Regions from separate parts of the Homo sapiens genome. Here region 1 is linked to region 2. The links are chromatin loops, found by intact Hi-C in ENCODE. Cell type or tissue: endothelial cell of umbilical vein. All regions are shown on one strand. Links, peaks and the distances in the headings refer to the core of each region. The heading gives the core; the rest is flanking DNA.

Evidence for each region. A loop is a pair of places that touch in the nucleus more often than their neighbours do. Peaks named below come from ENCODE experiments on the same cell type or tissue, not always from the same donor. Only the 100,000 strongest peaks of a DNase experiment are listed, where the experiment ranks them.
Region 1: it touches region 2 in a loop (2.6-fold over the local background); 1 of 110 quality-filtered maps calls a loop at or near these places.

What each region holds. Positions count from the first base shown.
Region 1 is chr7:124,122,043-124,127,434 of GRCh38, reverse strand. No RefSeq gene overlaps it. Among named protein-coding and RNA genes, the nearest start is that of TMEM229A, 92 kb to the right of the region's middle. In endothelial cell of umbilical vein, for the core only: no CTCF peak of the experiment used is centred there; a DNase peak (open chromatin) is centred at 3,034.
Region 2 is chr7:123,795,509-123,800,900 of GRCh38, reverse strand. It overlaps a transcript of HYAL4 not described here. Among named protein-coding and RNA genes, the nearest start is that of HYAL4, 47 kb to the left of the region's middle. RefSeq lists enhancers at 1,893-2,414, 2,415-2,936. In endothelial cell of umbilical vein, for the core only: no CTCF peak of the experiment used is centred there; a DNase peak (open chromatin) is centred at 2,700.

The sequences.
Region 1 (5,392 bases), core at 80-5,079, 330 kb before region 2:
TTTTCTATTAAATAGTTTCTGTATCTGATGTGTTGACATCTGGGGCCTTGAGGCCAAGGCTTGCAAATTCCTAGAGACAGCAAAGAAGTATCCCTGGAGCATGCCTTTGATACGTGAACTAATCTCAAGCCCAAACCCCCGTCATGAGTACCAACCCTCACCCTAATTGCCCAAGGTTCAGGCCTCAGACAACCATGCTATACTCCAAAGCCCACTAAAATTATTTAAACAAGGCAATGCTAACTTGGATTCCTTAGCCTATCTCTCCTATTCTTTCCTATGAACCTTACTAAAGCCTTTATTTGCCGTTTCCCTCACTGTGCCTATGACCAGCCTTGGTGTTCTCTCCTGTGGGTCTGCTTGGTGCAGTCTACCTCTCTCCTCTTGAGAACTGTGAGTAATAAACTATTAGGTTGGTGCAAAGGTAACTGCAGTTTTCACCGTTGGCAGTACTGCAATTACCTTTGCACCAACCTAACGTCTTTTCTTTTTTCTTTTTTTTTTTTTTTTTTTGAGATGGAGTCTTGTTCTGTCACCCAGGCTGGAGTGCAGTGGCAAGATCTCAGCTCACTGCAACCTCCACCTCCCAGGTTCAAGCGATTCTCCTGCCTCAGCCTCCTGAGTAGCTGGGATTACAGGTACGTGCCCACCACACCCAGCAAATTTTTATATTTTTAGTCGTGACAGCATTTCGCCATGTTGGCTAGGCTGGTCTCAAACTCCTGACCTCAAGTGATCTGCCCACCTTAGCCTCCCAAAATGCTGGGATTATAGGTGTGAACCACCACGCCCAGCCCCTAATATCTTTTCAGTGGCAAATATCTCCTGTTGGTCTCATTGTATCTGAATAAAACCAAAATCCTGGGTGCATTGAAGTTGACACTTCAATCTGCATCAAGCCTTGGAGTCAGATTTAATGGCGAAGCTGAACAAACAGCAAGTCTACATTGTAGTAATTCACAGCATCTCCTGAGAGTCTTGTGTGCATCAAATATTAAGGATACAAGTAAACAAGTGGGGACAGCTCTTGTGATGGATTTTACAGTTCTTCTAGGGATGAAGAACAAACATACACACTCATAAATAACCTTTACAGGCCAATTCTAACATGTGTACCATGAATTTAATAAATATAGAAAGCACACATTTCCAAATCTTACTAATGAATGAAATAAAGAAGGTTAATTGAGGTGTTATCGGTGCATTTCATTGTTTGGACCAAATTAATTAGTTGTTTCACTGGCAATAATTTACAATTGTTAAATTTACTGAGCATGGAAAAAAATAGTACCTTAATCAAGCTATGTGTTTATTGGTCAAGTCAAAGCCTGGTTATTTCCTAACTATATATGATATAATGTGTCATATTTAATGAGTTTTTCTTTATGCCATGTCATAATAGGTTACTTACAAATTAATCATACCCTTAACAAATAACTTCAAGTTATGCTTCTCTTCAACAGAGTAGACAAGGAAGGGAAGAGACACTGGAAATCTTCCAGAACAAGCAAGTTGGCTATAAGAATAAAAGGGTGGGATTCAGACTGGAAAAATATAAACATGAAGGAGGGATTGAGGACTAGGCAGAAGGAGGAAATATTCAGTATTTTCTTTCACTGAGAAATCTTCTGGGCCAGCCTCTTCAGAATTGAGTAAAAACAGAACCTCAATTTGTTTCCAAACGTGGGAATGAAGTCCTCATAATTTGAATGGAAAAGATTTATCACATTCCTGAAGATGAACATACAATAATGTCACTATATAAATTTCCCCAAAATTTATGTATTCATTTAATATAATGTTAATAAAAACATTAGTAGCATATTCTTTTGGATAAATTGAACTGAAAAAATAATTCTAAAATTTGTTTAACAGATTAAATATATAAGAATAGTGTAGATAATTCTGAAGGTAAGTAATAAGGGGGTGCTGTCCTATTGAACAAAAATAATTAAAAGTGTGCAATTTTGTTGTCAAAATAGTCAGATAAATAAATCAGAACACAAAATCGTGGAACAAATATGAAAGAATATACAATTTTTATATTTGGTTAATGTGGCCATGCAAATTTGGAGATGAATTATTTAAAGATAGTTTTGGAACAAGTTGCTAATGATTGAAAAAGAAAAATGAAGTTAGGCATTTAATTTATACCATATAAGAAAATAAACTATATAGATTAAAATTTTAATGAAAAAAGCCAGACAATAAAAGCATTAGAAATCATGCTTAATTGAAATAGAGAGAAAAAATAAAGCAAGTGTAATAAAATGCTAACATTCAAGGAGGCTGGGAATTCTTCATATTATTTTGTAACTTTTTGTAAGTCAAAATTGTTCCAACATAGAAAGTTTAAAATGTATTAGGAGAAAATATACATAGATCTTGATAACCTTAAATTGAAGAAGGCCTATCCTTACAAAAGAGAAGATAATTTAAAAATTTTACTATACAAATTATAACATTTGAGTCAAAAATATGCATAAACATAATAATATTTTTAATAAAATGATAAATGACAAAAGGTGGAAACATTGGCAACATAAATGACATAAAAAAGTCAATGTTATTATTTCATGAAGAGTTCTCACAATCAAAAGAAAAAATTCTGTATTCCAATAGAAAGTATGTGGAGCATATATAGTAAATAGATTTGCAAAAGAAAATATTAAAGACCCAATAAATGTGTGTTAAAATAAAATTTACTCAGGAATAAAGAAGCTAAAAGAAAAAGATACCTAAAAGATTTCCAAAATTTAAAATGTTTTTACATAAATGACAATGTTATATATTGGCCTGAAAATGCAGAAAAATGACTACCCTCATAAACTGATAATGAGAGTACAGAGTATGTACCAAAAAACTGTTAAGATGGTTTATCCAGTAACAAAAATGAGTTCAAAAGCATTCTAAGTGAAAAATGAACAAAAATATTTTAGGTGATGTATATTAATACAATAATTATTATTTGCACTTTACAGATGAGGAAATGACTCACAGAGAGTTACTTGAGTAACATGCTCAAGGTCACACAGGAGGACACTGACCCCAGGAATCAGTGGTTTTTACTACCACACCCATTCTGGCACCAGTTATTTTAATTCTAAGCATTTAAAAATCTTAAAACTATTTTTATGAAATATACATAAATAAATACAATAATATCTAATCGTGATGAGTTACAAAGAAAAAATAGGCTAATGAGATCAAGAGTAATACAAGATTTATAAATCCTTGTTTAATCTTATGAAAAAAGTACTCTCAGTAACTTGATTTGAGAAGTCAAAAGAACTGGATATGGAGATATTAAGTAATTTATCCACGGTTATAGAGAGTCAGGATTAGAATAACACAGTAAACAGTAAAAATGTTTACTAAATAATTTAGAAAAAATAACTATAAAGTAAAATGTATAATATAACCTCTGAAGAAAAAATTGTAAAAATATACTTGCATGTGTATTTATACACATATATTCATTCTTATGTACTAATCATATATGTATATGTGTGTATCATGGTACCAAAGCAGCACTAGTAACATTCACAAAGGACCTACATATAAATGAATAATCATTATATTTTACATCTTATTTAATGTAATTTCTTAACAGTGTATAGTACTCTTTTTTTTTGGTTTTTCTTTTTTTTTTTCTTTTTTTTTGAGATGGAGTTTTACTCTTGTTGCCCAGGCTGGAGTGCAATGGCACAATCTCGGCTCACTGCAACCTCTACCTCTCAGGTTCAAGTGATTCTCCTGCCTCAGCCTCCCAAGTAGCTGAGATTACAGGCGCCCACCACCACACCTGGCTAATTTTTGTATTTTTAGTAGAGATGGGGTTTCCCCACGTTGACCAGGCTGGTCTTGAACTCCTGACATCAGGTGATCCACCCACCTCAGCCTCCCAAAGTGCTGAGATTACAGACGTGAACCACCATGCCCAGACAGCACTCTTGATTATTACTTCTTTTTGTCCCCTTAGGAAAAAATTATTTAATTAGAGGTGCTGTGGTCTGAATGTTTGTGTGCCCCCAAATTCAGATGTTAAAACCTAATCATCAGTGTGATGGTCTTAGGTGGTGGCAGCTTTAGAAGGGGATTAGGTCATGAGGGCAGAGCACTTGTGATTGGGATAAGTGCCCTTAGTTCTTGTGAACGTCATAAAATGTATTTACACAAACCTAGATGAGATAATCTACTGTGTACCTAGGTTATAGGGTATAGCCTATTGCTCCGAGGCTACAAACCTGTACAGCACATTATTATGCTGAATAAAAGACCTCAGAGAGCTTTCTCACTACTGTGGCCATGGGAAGACACAGTGAGAATATGGCTGTTTATGAATCAAAAAGGAGGGCCTCACCAGACACCAAATTAGCTGGCATCTTGATGCTGGACTTTCTAGCTTCCAGAGCTGTGAGAAATAGCTATGGTATTTTGTTATAGTAGCCTAAAAAGGCTAAAAAAATGGATCTAGATTTTTTAATCTGTTATGTTTTTATTGAATGTTTATAATTTTTTCTCAAATATTTAAAATAAGGAGAAATATAAAAAATAAAGAAACTCACATTTAGAAATAAAACATTTTCTATATATTTGATGTGTCCTGGGCACTCCTCCCTAATATAATACAAATTCTCCTCAACCATGACCAACAGAGAGAACCACTATCCTGAATTTGGTATTTCATATACTATTTCTTCACGTTTCTTTTTTTTTTTTCTTTTTTTTGAGACAGAGTCTCGCTCTGTCGCCCAGGCTGGAGTGCAGTGGCACAATCTCGACTCACTGCAAGCTCCACCTCCCAGGTTCACACCATTCTCCTGCCTCAGCCGCCCAAGTAGCTGGGACTACAGGCACCCACCACCACGGCCAGCTAAGTTTTGTATTTTTTTAGTAGAGACGGGGTTTCACCGTGTTAGCCAGGATGGTCTCGATCTCCTGACCTCATGATCTGCCCACCTCAGCTTCCCAAAAGTGCTGGGATTACAGGAGTGAGCCACCGCACCCGGCCCACATTTATTTTTTTCAACTGACTTTTTTCTCATCTTTATTGAGGTGTAATTGGCAATATAAATATTATACAATTACAGTGTACAATGTGATGTTTTGGTACATGTATACATTATAAAATGATTCTTACAATTCACTAGCATCCATCCCCTCACAGTTAACATTTTTTTTTATAATGAGAACTTTAAGATCTACTGTCTTAGCAAATTTCAAGTATACAAATGCAGTATGATTAACTATAGTCACATTGCTGTATATTATTAGATTTCCAGAACTCATTCATCTTGAAAAACTGAACTGTATACCCTTTAACCAACATACTTCCATTTCCCTTACCCCCAGCCCCTGCTTTCCACTGTTCTACTCTCTGCTTCAAAGA
Region 2 (5,392 bases), core at 252-5,251:
TCTCCTGAGGTCAGGAGCTCAAGACCAGCCTGGGCAACATGGTAAAACCCCGTCTCTGCTAAAAATACAAAAAAAAAATTAGCCAGCGTGGTGACGCGTGCCTGTAATCCCAGCTACTCAGGAGGCTGAGGCACGAGAATCGTTTGAACCCGAGAGGCAGAGGTTGCACTGAGCCGAGATCAGACCACTGCACTCCAGCCTAGGTGACAGAGCTAGACTGCGTCTAAAAACAAAACAAAAAAAAAAGAGAGAAAAAAATTACATTGAGATTTTAAATCGGTATTACACTAGATGGAATTGTTAAAGATGCAAGAAAATGAAGTGATTGCATTCTAATTAGACCATAGAAGATGATATGCTTATTTGATATTTTAGCTATCAAAAGAAAAACTTCTTTTTTTTTAATTTTTTTTTTTTTTTTTTTAATTTTCAGGCCGGGCACGGTGGCTCACGCCTGTAATCCCAGCATTTTGGGAGGCCGAGGTGGGCGGATCACGAAGTCAGGAGATCGAGACCATCCTGGCTAACACGGTGAAACCCCGTCTCTACTAAAAATACAAAAAATTAGCCGGGCATGGTGGCGGGTGCCCGTAGTCCCAGCTACTCAGGAGGCTGAGGCAGGAGAATGGCGTGAACCCGGGAGGTGGAGCTTGCAGTGAGCCGAGATCGCGCCACTGCACTCCGGCCTGGGTGACAGAGCAAGACTGTCTCAAAAAAATAAATAAAGTAAAAAAAATTGACACAGAGTCTTTCTTTGTTGCCCAAGCTGGAGTACAGTGGCGCGATCTCGGCTCACTGCAACCTCCACTTACCCAGTTAAAGCGATCCTTCCACCTCAGCCCCACCTCCAATAGCTGAAACTACAGGCGCACCACCATGCCTAGCTGATGCTTTGTATTTTTAGTAGAGGCGGGGTTTCACCATGTTGCCCAGGTGGGTCTCGAACTCCTGCGCTCAAGCAATCAGCTCACCTCAGCCTCCAAAAGGGCTGGGATTACAGGCGTGAGCTACCAAGTCCAGGCAAGACTTCTATTTTTAGTTAATAGTGATTTCATGTACCAAATAATGTATTCAAACAAAAATTCATATTAGAATTGAAGTAAATAAGAGACCTTGTTTAAAGTGCAGTCATTCCTTGGTAGAAAAACATATCTGATAAAAAGAACAAAAAGAACAAGAAACATGGAACCAAAATGAGTAAATGAAAAATTATTAACAAAAATGTTAGCAAAATGTTGCTAACATTTAAATTTATATATATTTTTTGTATTTTTAGTAGAGACAGGGTTTTACCATGTTGCCCAGGCTGGTCTTGAACTCCTGACCTCAGGAGATTCACACCCCTTGGCCTCCCAAAGTGCTGGGATTACAGGCATGTGCCACTGTGCCCAGCCTCAGTGTAATTTCAAAATAAATTTTATTTTGAAATTATAAATTTATAATTTATAATTTAATTTTATTTTATAATTTTATAAATTTATAAATTACCTTTATAAAATACCTTCCATAGTATTATATTTTCAAAAAGATTAGAAAAATGAGCCTGCTGATAAAAGAGTAGGGAACTGAAAATATTGGCTTAAAAGGAGCTATGAAATTAATTTTTTTCTGATTGTATTTTAACCAGAAAATTAAAGGGAAATCTACAATAAAGAAATAATGTCTTTACATAAGGAGAAGAAAGAGAGGAAAATACATTAAATGTGAATCCGTCAGAGAGAAATGACATTACTTTATCAATACTAAAAGAGTTTGTAATGAGTCTACTGATATATACAGTGAACTCTGATAAATGTGGATGCCCTGAATTATTTAATAGCCTCTTACAAGTTTCCCTGCTTGTATGATTGCCCCCTTCAGTCTAGTTGCAAGCGTAGTGTTCTCTTAAAATCTTAAGTCAGATCATGGCACTCCTCTGCTCAAAGCTCTTCAATGGCTCCCCATTTCCTTCAAGGCTCTATCTAATCTGATCACAGTTACTTCTCTTACTTCCTTTCCTATTTCCCTCCCCTAGACCATACTCTAGAGTAACAGAATTTTATGTTCCACACAGTCACTCAGCTGCCACCATCTTGTAGCTGCTTCATCCTAAATATGCCACTTCCTTGGGTATTCTATTAAAGGGAAAGAGAAACGAGAAATCTGCATGGACTTTTCACTACCTCAGTCTGGAAAGGACACACTTATATCCACAAACATTCTATTAGTCAGAACTTGTCCTATCCACTCATTTAATTGCAAGAATGCCACGAAGGGAGTAAATGGCATGTTTGATCTGTTTCTGTCAGCCCCGTGAACGTGATTGACACACCCAACCACCTGTCCCACTCCTAGTTTCAGCTTCGTCTTTCCTAAGGTTGCTTTTAAGCTCATGATAATATGATTATCCATTTTTAGAGATGGCTTTACATTTTGTGGTTTGAAAAGGATAGTGCAAGATCTTTATAAGTCTTTATTTAGGGCTAAATTATGGTTCTAAGATCATTGTAGGTAATCTCTCTCTCTCTCTCTTTAAATGAAGCAGTGTTTATGGGATGAAGGAACACACCTACTCTTTCCCTTATTAAGAATAAAGCACTGAGCAAGTAGAAGGGTGGAGGCTCTGATAATTGCATAGTTTCTATAACCACAACTGACCTGTAATCACTTGACCTTACTTCTGGCTTAAATACACAAGAGTGACTTTAAACATCTGAGTGTGTTGCAACTAGCTCTGTAACTACCGCTGACAGGTGTCCAATTACAAAATTCCTATTGCATTACAGAGTCTTGAATAACAGAAAGTTGCCAATTTGAATATCAACACAGGGTACTTAAAACAATATAAAAATTTCCTTCAGAAGCCAGGCCACATCTTTAGGAAATGTAAGGAAGTAGCACCCTCTGGTGGGTAAAATAAAAGGAAAATTTGTGGACTTGCTTATTGAGGAATCTATAATTGTGGGCACTTTTTAAAATTATTATTATTGCCATAGGTGTAATTAAGTTTTCAAATATAAGCTTTTTGAGAATTTGGAATTGAGTCCTGGGGAACAAAATGCTTTTCTTAGAAAACATTGATAAAGAGAAAGTGCATGACTTTGCAAATTGCCATTTTTGATTGATAGCTACTTGTATGAATTCCAGGCGAGTTAAAGCAGAGTCTAGTAATGATGAGAAGGTTACTTATAACCTGAGACTATTATCTTCAAAGAGCCATGTGCCTTAGTAATTTAAAAAAGTTTACATATGCTAGGCCCAGGCCTTAGTGTGGGCCTCCAATCTCCAATTTACTTAGTACTTATCAGCAGAGGCCAACAGGGGCCCTTTTTCATATCTACTTGATTTATTTGTTAGCCAATTTCAGAAATAATAGTTTTTATTTTTGTTTTGTTTTTGCAAAGGCAAGAAAAATAAGTTTTTGGCTTTTCAGCTTTCAAGTATCTGGGTCCCATTTACTTAGCTGACATTTTTCTCAGAATTTTAACGTTGCTTCCTTGAGCAATTAAGTTTGGAGTTTTATTTGACTAAAAGGTTACTTAGTTCAACAGAGCAGCAATGTGATGGACCTGTTCTGGAATTTTACCCTGACACTTTATTATAGCTTTTTCTGTGATGTTCAGTAGCAATGAGAGAATAGAAGACCTTTTCTATAAAAAGAGAAGGGTACATGAATAGTCATAGCAAATAGATGCTAAAACTTCATAGAACCTGTTACTCATCCATTTACGATTGAGTCTCATTAAGCCAGGCTTCTTTTTAACCTTTTACCTTAAGGATACTTTTTACCTGACTTTGCCCCCATATGAATACCAAAACCACATGTATTTTATAGTATGTGAATATATACAGCAAGAAGTCCTAGTCAGTAGGCTTCTGTGATCAAGAAAGATGGGCATAGCCCAGAAATTGAGAGCACAGACTCTTGATCCAGATCCTGACTTTTTTTTTGAGATCTTGTTTCCCCCTTAGCTATCACCTCCCTACTTACAAGAAACCACCAATCTATTTTCTATCTTCATAGATTTGCCTATCTTGGACATTGTATATGAATGGAATCATACAATATGTGGTCTTTTCTGACTGGCTTCTTTCACTTGATATAATATTTTCAAGGTTTATCCATGCTGTAGTATGTAATATGTATTGGCACTTCATTCTTTTTCATGGCTGAATAATATTCCATTGTATATATATACTACATTCTGTTGATCCATTCATCTGTTGGTGGACATTTGGGTTATTTCTACCTTTTGGCTATTATGAATACTGCTGCTATAAACATTAGTGTACAAGTTTTTATGTGGACACGTTTTCACTTATCTTGGACATGTACCTAGAAGTGGAACTACTAGGTCATATGGTAATTCTGTGTGTCAACAGACTGCCTGATTTTTAGGCCTAGTTCTGTTGTTGCTTGCTCTGTTGTCTTGGGCAAATTATGCCTCAGTTTTTTAATCTATAAATAGAACTGATAGCATCTCATATAGTTGATTTAAAGATTAAATAATTACAACTTGAAAGGCTAATAGTATACTTATAAACACCACGTAAATGTTTCTTTAAAAACATTTTTTTTCCAGATTCTCTTCTTTAAAGATTTTGAGAGAATCCCTAAATCCAAGTGACAGAAGGAATTGTCTCAGGTTTGGCCAGGTCTGGATGACTCTTCCTATGAGGCTCCACAGTTGTCTGTTCCCATGATGTCTAATCCATGCTGTTCTGTGTTTGAATTGTTGCTTGGTGCCTTCAGTGCCTTCTGGGGATTTGCAAATAGTGCTTATTCTTTGCATTGGCAAAAGTTCAAAGTTCACCTAAATACAAGCTTTACAGAGGCTTCATTTCCCTGCAATATAGTTTGCAAACAATTGGATTCCTGCCTTCTCATAAACCCTGAGGAAGGTTTTTGTTTATTTGGTTCACCCTATACTCTTAAACGAAGCATCTTATCCTATGTGTCTCTGTCAAACAGTACTCAAGGAACCAGTTTTATTCTGCTCCATTGGGGTAAGAATCTTTCACATGTTGGGTCCAAGCTATATGGATCCAACCATGATGCAGTACTGTGACTCTTCCTCTTCCTTGGTAACTAAACTAGTAGCATTTCTTATCAACCCAGTCATACTTACAACTTCATATGTTTCATTGATAGTATATTAGTCTGTTCTCATGCTGCTAGTAAAGACATACCCAAGACTGGGTAATTTATAAAGGAAAGAGGTTCAATTGACTTAAGTTCAGCATGGCTTGGGAGGCCTCAGGAAACTTACAATCATGGCAGAAGGGGAAGCAAACACATCCTTCTTCACAGGGTGGCAACAAGAAGTGTTGATCAAAAGGGGGGAAAGCCCCTTATAAAACCATCAGATCTTGTGAGAACTCACTATCATGAGAAGAACTTGAGAAAACACCC